Regions from separate parts of the Mus musculus genome. Here region 1 is linked to region 2. A link is a contact called in ENCODE Hi-C or POLR2A ChIA-PET data. All regions are on one chromosome and are shown on one strand. The core of a region is the stretch at or near the end of the contact, and the rest is flanking DNA. Distances in the headings are between cores, read along the strand shown. Region 1 holds the start of Tmem106b (transmembrane protein 106B). Region 2 holds the start of Thsd7a (thrombospondin, type I, domain containing 7A).

What was found. A loop is a pair of places that touch in the nucleus more often than their neighbours do. ChIA-PET counts read pairs that join two places held with the same protein, here RNA polymerase II (POLR2A).
Region 1: a loop to region 2 is called in a map of heart, with 4 times the contacts of the local background. The contact joins the promoter of Tmem106b here to the promoter of Thsd7a in region 2. A Hi-C loop is called at or near these places in 5 of 37 maps with a recorded cell type or tissue (heart and left cerebral cortex). POLR2A ChIA-PET finds 5 or more read pairs at or near these places in 1 of 5 experiments (Patski).

Annotation. Positions count from the first base shown.
Region 1 is chr6:13,067,604-13,072,237 of GRCm38, reverse strand. Tmem106b (transmembrane protein 106B) reads right to left here and starts at 2,479. Exons shown (of 9, transcript NM_027992.3): 1 at 2,278-2,479; 2 at 1,824-1,930; 3 at 275-496. The coding sequence starts at 494.
Region 2 is chr6:12,746,385-12,751,401 of GRCm38, reverse strand. Thsd7a (thrombospondin, type I, domain containing 7A) reads left to right here and starts at 2,149. Exons shown (of 28, transcript NM_001164805.1): 1 at 2,149-2,605. The coding sequence starts at 2,449.

The sequences.
Region 1 (4,634 bases), core at 1,230-3,729, 320 kb before region 2:
CAATGACATAAAAATGACTAAAATCCTCAGGGGTGCATAGGTGCATAGGAGCTATAACAGCAGACAAGCAAGACAAAAAAAAGTTATATGTGCTTAAGTCACTTCTATTACTGCTTTAGGAATGGTACTAATTGTTTGCTTTTGTGTTTCTGACTAAACAAAACTGGTAAACTTTGAATCTCTGAAAATAGAAGTGCTTAAGACTATAGATTTTACATTGTTTGAGCAAATGTTTGGAATCCTTTAAGAGGACAGCCAATGCTACAACACGTACCCCTAGGAATTCTTCCTGTTCCTTGGCAAGTGGGACAAGTGACACTATCTCTTCCAGTAAATTCCACATATGGGAACTGAGAGACATCTCCATTTCTTCCGTCTTCGTTGTGCACTTCACTGCTAACCAATCCATTTCTCATATTGTCTGTCGATGTAACGCCATCATAGCCATCTTCTTTATTTGAATGCAAAGGTAAGTGAGAAAGAGACTTTCCCATGTCTAATGAAAAAGAAAAATCTGACAGTAAATTCCATGTGGAAAAAAAGAGTCTCAGACCCTATGGGATATATTTACAGGGTTAGGCAAATGCAAATTACTTGTAGGATTAAAATTATGTTCAACCAAAGTAATGTCTGATACAAGGAAACCATTTGTAGCATTCAGAAAGTACTTTTCTAACAGAACATTATGAAACCAAATCCTGTAAGACTTGTAATGTGAACAATGTTTAAAATGGTAACAGTTGGCAAAAGTTTACAGTGTCAATGGAGATGCTAGGCTTTCTTAGCATGTTCAAAACAGAAATATGGTTTTAGTTTTTTGTAGAGAAAAACATATTTTAACTATAAACCAGTTGGCACTGCAGGTGAACTTGTTGGCCTGTTACAACAGATATGTATATCACCAGCTAACTTCAAAGTGACTCATTTCACTCACTTAAATTCATACTCCTTTAGTTGTCAATAAAACCCTAGAAGTACATGACTGAAAAGAACATGAAAAGCCACATAATACAACATGCCGGTTTTCTGAGAGACAAAATAATAGAAAAAGCAAACAAAAATTTTAAATGGTACAATTCCATTCTCCCTGCGGTTATCCATCACTTATCAGATTCAAAATACGAACTACACAATCACAGATACTACTTTTAATTTAATATTTTTCATTAAAAAATAAAATGATACTAAGTGATTCAGGTCACCCCAGATGAAGGAAATTCATATCTGCTTTTCAAAATCTGAATGCTACTTGTTGAATTCACTCACTGTGTAGACAGCAATATTAAATTTAAAAACTTGAGTCATATAGAAAAGGAGTAAAAAAAAATGAATAAATATACTTTCAGAAGTTCTGTGTACACACTGTGTACCATAGCTCAGAAATATCAGTGATTGTGACTTACACACACACAGTATCTTACTGTGGCTCAATGACAGCGAGTCAGAGCCAAGCCAACACTTGGCAGCCACAGGTGCACAGGGGTGAATTGTAATCAGTACCGGCTCCTTACACTGTGACCTTGGAAGCTTTGGAGTACACAGGGTGGTTTAGAATCAGCTGACACTAGACAACACGTGGTGTCATCACAGGGGTGAAAACTGTGTCCCACAAATGGGAGCCTTTATGGCAAAAGGCTAGGGACAGCTAAGTGGTTCTGGTCTCCGCTGGCTGCCTTACTCAGACCCACAGTAACCTTGACATATTCTGCTGAAGGTGGGTTTGGGTACACACCAGATTAAGCAGTCACTTGAATCCTAGCCTTCTTGCTTAGCTTTTCTTGAGGCTATTGACAAGTGTAACCCCTGTCATTTTGGAAACTTACTTGAGGTTTTTAAAGGGAGTGGTAGATCCCCTTCGTCTCCTCCCCGGGCTCTCAATGTTTATACCGCGGTCTTGTGAACTCAACACGGTTCTCAGATGCTCTAGAAACTGGGAAAAAGATAAATTCAGCAGCGCATGCAACTGAGATGTGTCACCTGTTTGTGTGCAGACCTGGGGTTAGTTCTGAGGGGCTCAAGGGAGACGGAAACGAGCGCTTTTCAAAGGGCATCACAGGCAAACAAACCCCCGGAAGAAATCAACATCCGAGTCACCTTGCAACTACAACTGTCAAGCCCCAGAGCTACTCGGCCGCTCAGATCAAGGGCCCTGGCGCCGCCCGAGCCACCCCGGGAGCGAAGCCAAGGCCCCCGCGGTGACAACCCCGCACCCGGCTCGCCGCGGCCTCCCTCACCGCTCGGGCAGGGGACGTGGGCCCCACGGCCCGGGTCGCTCACCCGCACGCGGAGTGCTGCGCGGTCCCGGGATGCTCCGGTGCGTGCGGGCCGCAGGACAGGGTCACAGCGTCCCGGTCCCGGGGCCGGGCCGAGCGCCGGTAGAGTGCAGCCGGGAGAGCTGCGGGGGAGGGGTAGCACAACAACTGCATCAGCTGAGCTCCGTACCGGGAGAGCCTGCGCGTGCGCTTGCGCAGTTCGCCCCAGGAAGGAGGGGCTAGGCCCTGGAATGGACACTACGCATGCGCACTGTCACCGGTTTGAAGGGAAGTTGCCAGGGTGAAAGCTTCTGGTTTTGTCACCTGTCTCTTCTCTAGACTGGAAAGTTTCAAAATAGTACTAATTGCGCCTGGCTTACGAATAATCGGTTTTCCCTTTTCCCCTCCACCAGGCTGATTCCTTTTGTAAAGGGGAGGAATGTGCACCGTCGCAATTTTGAGCGATCGTGTTCTCAAGTCTAGATTTGCAGACACAAAACTTCCTTCCTGGGGTTAGAATGAGCCGGTTGGTGCACATTTCTGGCAGAGTTGCAGGCCAGAATTTTGTTATTGAGTTTTCATTTAGAAATTAATGTCACCGGGAAGACGCACCCCCGCCCCCGCCTTGGTTTAATCTTGTTTTGATTTTGTACTTAAATTCACATTATTCAGTGCATGCAATAAGAGTTGTACCCCAAAGCTCATGACCAAGTGAGTTGTTAAAGGAGTGTCCCAATCCATGCACCTCATTGTCCAGTCATAATTTACAGTGAGTTGAGGCTACAGTGGCTCATTTTAGTGGCTCGCCAGTGTTATAGTCAAAGGTTGTTATGACCTCTTTTCTGTCTTCCTGATAATCAAGATGTATTAAGTGGCTCATAAGATTCCTGGATGGGATTATAATAAGATAAAATTGAAAGCAAGAACAGATGCGGTTGCTAAAGGAGTTTAATAGCTTCCCTATAAATGGGGTTTCTGGTGAAATTCCTAGAAAATTAACAGAGTTATAACTGGGAAGTAAGCATCTCTTAATTGTGTTTTTTTTTTTTTTTCTTTTTCTTTTTTTTTTTTTTTTTTTTCCTTCTCTACTGGAAAAAAGCAACTGCACTGGGCGAGGAGCTCCCAATTTTGTCCCGCTCTTCTAAACTGCCTTGTATGTATTTGGAAAGTATTTTGATTTATGACCATCTTCTATGTATATAAAAGTTTCATGAAATTGTTATCACATTGGGACATTGGTATTTGGAATAGCCCAAGTCTTTGTTTTCAGGTCATGGTTCCTCATATTGGCTTTAGAATAAACTCTTTGTCCTTTTGAGGTGAGAGCTGTGTATTTTCCATCTACATAAGCAGGATGTTTTAAGACTATTTAAAACATTCACCTCCTTAGGTCCGGCAATTTCACTCTGTGAGATTCATCCTAAATTATAATGAGAATTCTAAAGTAAAGTTGTGTGCAGTGTGTAACCAGTTTCTTAGGATTTCAATAGAGTTAACAATAGCTTCGAAGTAGACCATGGCAACTCTTATAAAGAATACATTTATTTGGGGTTGGCTTACAGTTTCAGAGGTTTAGCCCGTTATGCTCCTGGCAGGAAACATGGCAGCAACCAGGCAGACATGATACTGGAGGAGCTTAGAGTTCGACATCAGAGACAGCAGGGAAGTGAATTAGCTCCTTAGACCCCAAGGCCCTCTCCCTAGTCAGCACCTCCTCCATTTAAGCCACACCCTCCCTAATAGTGCTACTCCCTTTGGGCCAATCCTTCACACTCAGGGTCCAGAGGCTGTTCCTATTCAAACCACTGCAAGGAAACTAAATACACATAAACTAAATACCTGATTAAGTCACACCAGCAGTGCACTTGATAAAATGATTGCTTTTGAGATGTGGTTCCTTGGGTTGCACACTAGTTGCCCTAAAACTTGCTGTGAGAACAGCCTTCCTTCCCTTCAATAAGATCCAATATGAAGCCCACTTGATGTGTATTAAAAGGCATTTAAACATAGAGTTTAAGCATAGACTTAAATAGAAATGAAAGGGACTCAGAGAATGTATAAATCTCATCTGAGAACATGGCTGTGGGCTCCTCAAGAGAGAATCACACTTCATTGTCTTTATAGTAGCCACACATACATTTTGGGGTGGGTTTTCAGTAATCTTTAAAGGTTCATTAAGGAACGTAAATGGGATTAGAGCTCCTGTGGAGTCTTGAATAGGATTACAACTCACAATGTAAAGCGACCTAGGGGTGCAGAAAGTTAAGATAAAAGTTTACCAAAAAAAAAAAAAAAAAAAAAAAAAAAAAAAAAAGACACGTTTGTGAAAGCTTCTTAAAATATCAAGGACTGAGAACATACATGATGTCTTATGCACTCTTT
Region 2 (5,017 bases), core at 900-3,399:
CAACAGGTGTAGATTTAGAAGTTAGCCTTGATATTAGAGTTGTCATGTTTAGTCTCTGGAATGGATAAGTAATTATTATACAATCCTGGATACATAAGAAAAATCAATTATTATTATTATTATTATTATTATTATTATTATTATTATTATTATTACTTACACTAAGATATGGAGTGTGACATCTGATGGCTTTTGGGAGGTAGGTGGTCAACTTGCAAATTAACGAATTTACCTTCTTCCACCCTCCGTATTCTGTTATACACGGAGCCTCCACCTGGTAAATTGACTTGGGGCTTATGGAGAACACTATGAATGGGCATTAATAACGCAGAATCTACAATTCCATTCACGGTTGAAGACCTTCAGGGATGAGCACTAACGACAACTGAGAAATACAAATAGAAGGGAAAGGAAGAGGCTTCCATGCAGAGTGGTATTGCATGGAGGAGCCATTTCTGAAGGACAGAACCTAGGAGGCAATGGCAGGTCTTTTTCTTCTTTGGCAGTGTGAATATTGAAGGACTTGCTCCTTCAGGGGGGTATACATTAGTTAGGACCAGCCTGCCTTTGTATCCCTATCAACCTATAATCTTTTGATCACTGCCTATTTTTCACCAGTGTAGAAACAGTAAGCCACAGTGGCTTATCGCCTCTAATCACAAGCCCAGGGCCAGGACTCTCTGAGCTTTTAATTCCCTCTTAGAGGCCTAACAGAGTGAAAAGTAAACAAAGACCAAATTTGCAACCGTGAATGCAGCTAATTTCCTCTGATGTCAGAATACTTAAACAGGCAGGACCTGGGAATTATTTGATCAAACCTGCTTTTAATCTAATGCATGCAGAAGGGTTATGTCTGGAAAGCTCAGCAAAATGACACACATCTCCAGGGAGCCTTCTGGAAGGAAGCTTTCCTCCCTAAGAAACTGTAGCTTTCTCATTTCAGACTCATGGGTTATTGGGTCCTTGGGGGTGAAGTCACTAAGAGAAGTTTTTCTGCCTTTTAAATTGTATTGTATTTGGTGTAAGACAGGCAACCAAATGACCATAGTTATCCTTAGCTTTTGGTTGCTGGGGAATTTTGGTGTTGTTGTTGTTTTGCTTTGTTTTAATTGGCTAACTGCCTTGATACTATTTAAGCGTTACAAGGAAATGAATTAATAATAAAAGACTGTTATTGTGAGTGGGGGAAAAAAGGGACAAAGCTTTATCTGACTGCACACATTCTTCTGTTAGGCCTGATCTAATAAAATAGAGAACAAAAGGTACAAGCCATGTGGTTTCTTGTTTTGGTTGTGAAAAAGCACTTAAAAGAATTAGTATTTGTCTCAGGAATGAAATTTAAGTAGAAATAGTTATTAACTGGGTGGAAGCCAACTGCTGCTACTGACTCATTTGCGGCTTAATTTTTATCCCCACCTCTGGTCCTTAGTAGTGCGTTTTCAATAGTGATGGAAGAGAAAGGAATGGAACTTTTATGCACTTCATCATTAAAACAGAATATACTGGCAGTGTTTGTACATTCTTATTCATGCAATTAGACAGCGTCGTGCACACTTTTAAGTACGAAGTCGCTTTCAAAGGCAGTTACAAGACAATGTGTTGACTTTGACACATATTAACCACGGTCACATTGTTACTGAGGATGGGCTGAAGTTAAAAAAATAACAAAAACAAAAAACAAAAAACACGGAAGTGCTCAAGTTCCTTTTGATAGTGAGCCCTGGTCTGTTCCCTATCAGGTTCATAAGTACCGCTCTTCTCATAAAGTAATTCAGAAGGCACGGCGGCTTCAGAATAAATGACCAAGGCTGATGCTTTGTGTAAATATGCAGGGAGAATAACACGCCACTAGATCAGCATTTGACTCCTTGGGTGACGATGAATTTCAATGTCAGTTATTCGTCATCCTGAAGCCTGCCCCGTGATGATGCCTTTTATTGGTGTATCCTTGTGAACATATTTCAGCGCACCATGTGCCGGGGAGTTCTCGGGGCGGGCGCGTGGGGTCTGGGTGCTGGCCCTGTGCCCTCGCTGCCCCCCGCCGGTGGTCCCCTCGGGTCCCCTTGGCTCTTCTCAGCTCTCTCTTCTCCCCTCCCTTCCCTACAGCTGGCGGCGGGGGCTGCTCCTCTCAGAGCTCTGGGCCGGCTCTGTCAGCTGGGGCCCCCTGCGGCCGGCTGTGTCCCTCGCCGCTAGGACCTGCCAGTCTGCGCGCCATGGCAGCGGCGGCAGCATCCCCGCCAGCATCCCCGCCAGCCAGCGGCGGCGGCGGTGGCGTCCACGGCCGCCGCTGATGCTATTGTTCCCTAGTGTTAGTTGCTCTTTGGCTGCTTTTCATCTGGAGCGAACAATAGAAGCAGGGAGAGCTTTGCTTTCTCTACTGGTGGAGAAGGAAAGACCGTCCCCTGCGAGAGTGGTGCGGCTCCGGAGGCTGGAGCGGCTGCGGACAGCATGGGGTTGCGAGCCGGGCGCCTGGCGTCCCCGAGCCGGGGCGTCCTGCAGCTGCTGCGGTTGCCACTGCTCTTGCTACTCCTGCTGAGCTCTGGCGCCCGCGGGGCTGCGGCGCAGGGAGACACCGAGGTGCCCACCCTCTATCTGTGGAAGACCGGTAAGTGGGACAGAGTTGTCCTTTGCTCTATCTCCAGATCTGGGACTATGATCCGGAGCGAGCTAAGGGCTCCTGAAGGAGCCTCTGTGTTTCCAACTGGTCCTGATTATGCCAGGATCCCCAGGTCAAAAGTATGATCCCTGCAAGCGAATTAGGTCATGTCCTATGCCATTAGGAAAGAACAACATAACTAAGAGGCAACAGTGAGTCACTGGGTGATTGTTTCTCTAGCCGCTCGGCAGTGAATGAGGGCAGCGCTGTACTTTCATTACAAAGTGAAGTGCTTTTAAAATCTGGGTTTCCAGTCTTAGACTTTCTAAAATGACATTCTAGCAATATACAGGTAGACAGTTCTTTTTTTTTTTTTTTTTAATGCGGTGTTTTGGCAAACACACACACACACACACACACACACACAGAGAGAGAGAGAGAGAGAGAGAGAGAGAGATTTAAATGTATTAAGCATAGCTTTGTGGTGTGTGGGACACCAGGGTCAAGCCCTGTGCAGGCAGCTCTAACAGGGAAAACTGGATAGTGCAATTTGTAACGAGTGATTCAAAGTGATCTTTTACGCCGTGGAGTGATTAACATGGAGGTTTAGAAACTTTTCTTTCCGGGAAAGAAGTCTTTTCGCTTTGTTTTTTTGACAAAACAAGAAAAGTAGCAACTCACTGCTCCTCAGACTCTCCCGGCAAAGCGCTGTAGAAGCAGAACACACAGGGAAACAACAAAACCTTAGAGCTCCAGGCTCCCCTCTCTGCTGAGGGTGGGTGGATGCTCTCCAACCACTATGGAAGACGGAATTCCTGAGCCTACCAGAAACTTCACACACTCACCGGAGACAAGTGGAGGAGCTATTCTCCTCGCTTATAGCTGAGGATGACTTGAGAGTTCCTGAGTGATGCCAAATATCAAGATAGGAACAAGATAGAAAGAAAAAGTGTCCAGATCACAGTCCAGGCAGAGTGGGTCTTCTGGCTTCAGTCCTCCGACCGACCTGCTGAGGAGGCAGATCCATTTACGCCAGAATCACACCGATGACTAAAGGTTTAAAGAAGGTTCATACATCCAAGCAACGTGGTGAGGCATTGAACAGAAAATCACTTAAAGACAAAACACCCTTTACCTTGGAGAATCGCATAATATACTAATGCACTCTTGTACACGCGCAAATACAGGCACAGATTAGTCAAAGCAAAGTCATTCTTGCGAACTTGGTAAGACTTTAAAGATCAGCTACTTAGGGGACTAAAGACAAAAGTCAAATTCGTTTGATTTTAAACAAAGAATTGAAAGTGTGTTTTATTTTTTCTATTCTAAATTTATAGTAGTTGGTAGTACTTGGAAATTTAGAAAGAGCTTCTCGGGGCAACAGAGCTGGGCTAGTTGAAATTTGTACTATCAAAGGAACATGAGCCAAGTAGCAATTCAGACGGAAAAGAACATAGAGATCCTGTGCTGTGCTGCCTTTGAGGTACCAATACATGTCAATATTAATGTCATAGCCGGAATACAAGCCAATTAGACCTTGATTCCAGCACCAGGTTCAGTTGTAGCCTGCTCTAAGAATAGTTCGACGGTGTTCTCACCCCTCCATCAGTAGCTGCCTACTGTGTGATTGTACTTGCCTTTGACTATCCATACATGGTATGATGAAATCAAGTGGGTTATGAGAAACTAAGTCATACATTGTCAACTGTTGTGCAAATAGAAGCTAGTGGGAGGATGGTGGTACTATGTATTTTATGATGATTCTTTGTTTCTTGGGAAATATTGGAACATTTAACCTGCTGAGCAAAATAATAATTTCTTCATGTATTTATCCACTGAAAGGAAGGGAGATGTTACTAAATCTAAAATGAGTTGGGAACAGTTCTCAAAGGAGTTAGGACAGAACAGAATACATTATAACTAAAAAATGCAAAGGTGATAGAATCTTGTCTATAATTTGATGAGAAGCAAATTTGATATAACTGAGGGGGGAGGGGGAGGAGGAGGGGGAGGGGTAAGGGGGAGAGGGAGAGGGAGAGGGAGAGGGAGAGGGAGAGGGAGAGGGAGGAGGGGCAGGAAGGGAATGGGAAGAAGAGAACAGAGAAGCTGAGGACATCTGCTCCAGTGAGGGGCTTTCGCTCTTTCTACTGTTTACAGGAAATAGCATGAAAGATGACATCACTAAAGTGGAAGTTTCACTGGACAAAGATATAGGACAGAAGCTTTTACTGCCAATAACATGTTGTTCACTGTGATGAAGTCACACAGTGCCTGGCTCAACAATTAGAGAAGACAATATCTAAAGATCTATTCGCCACTAAGTATTTAATTTACATACACACATATGCAAACACACATAATTAAATACCATATATTTACATACTCAAACACTTGTGATTTTCATTATACAGACTTTATCAG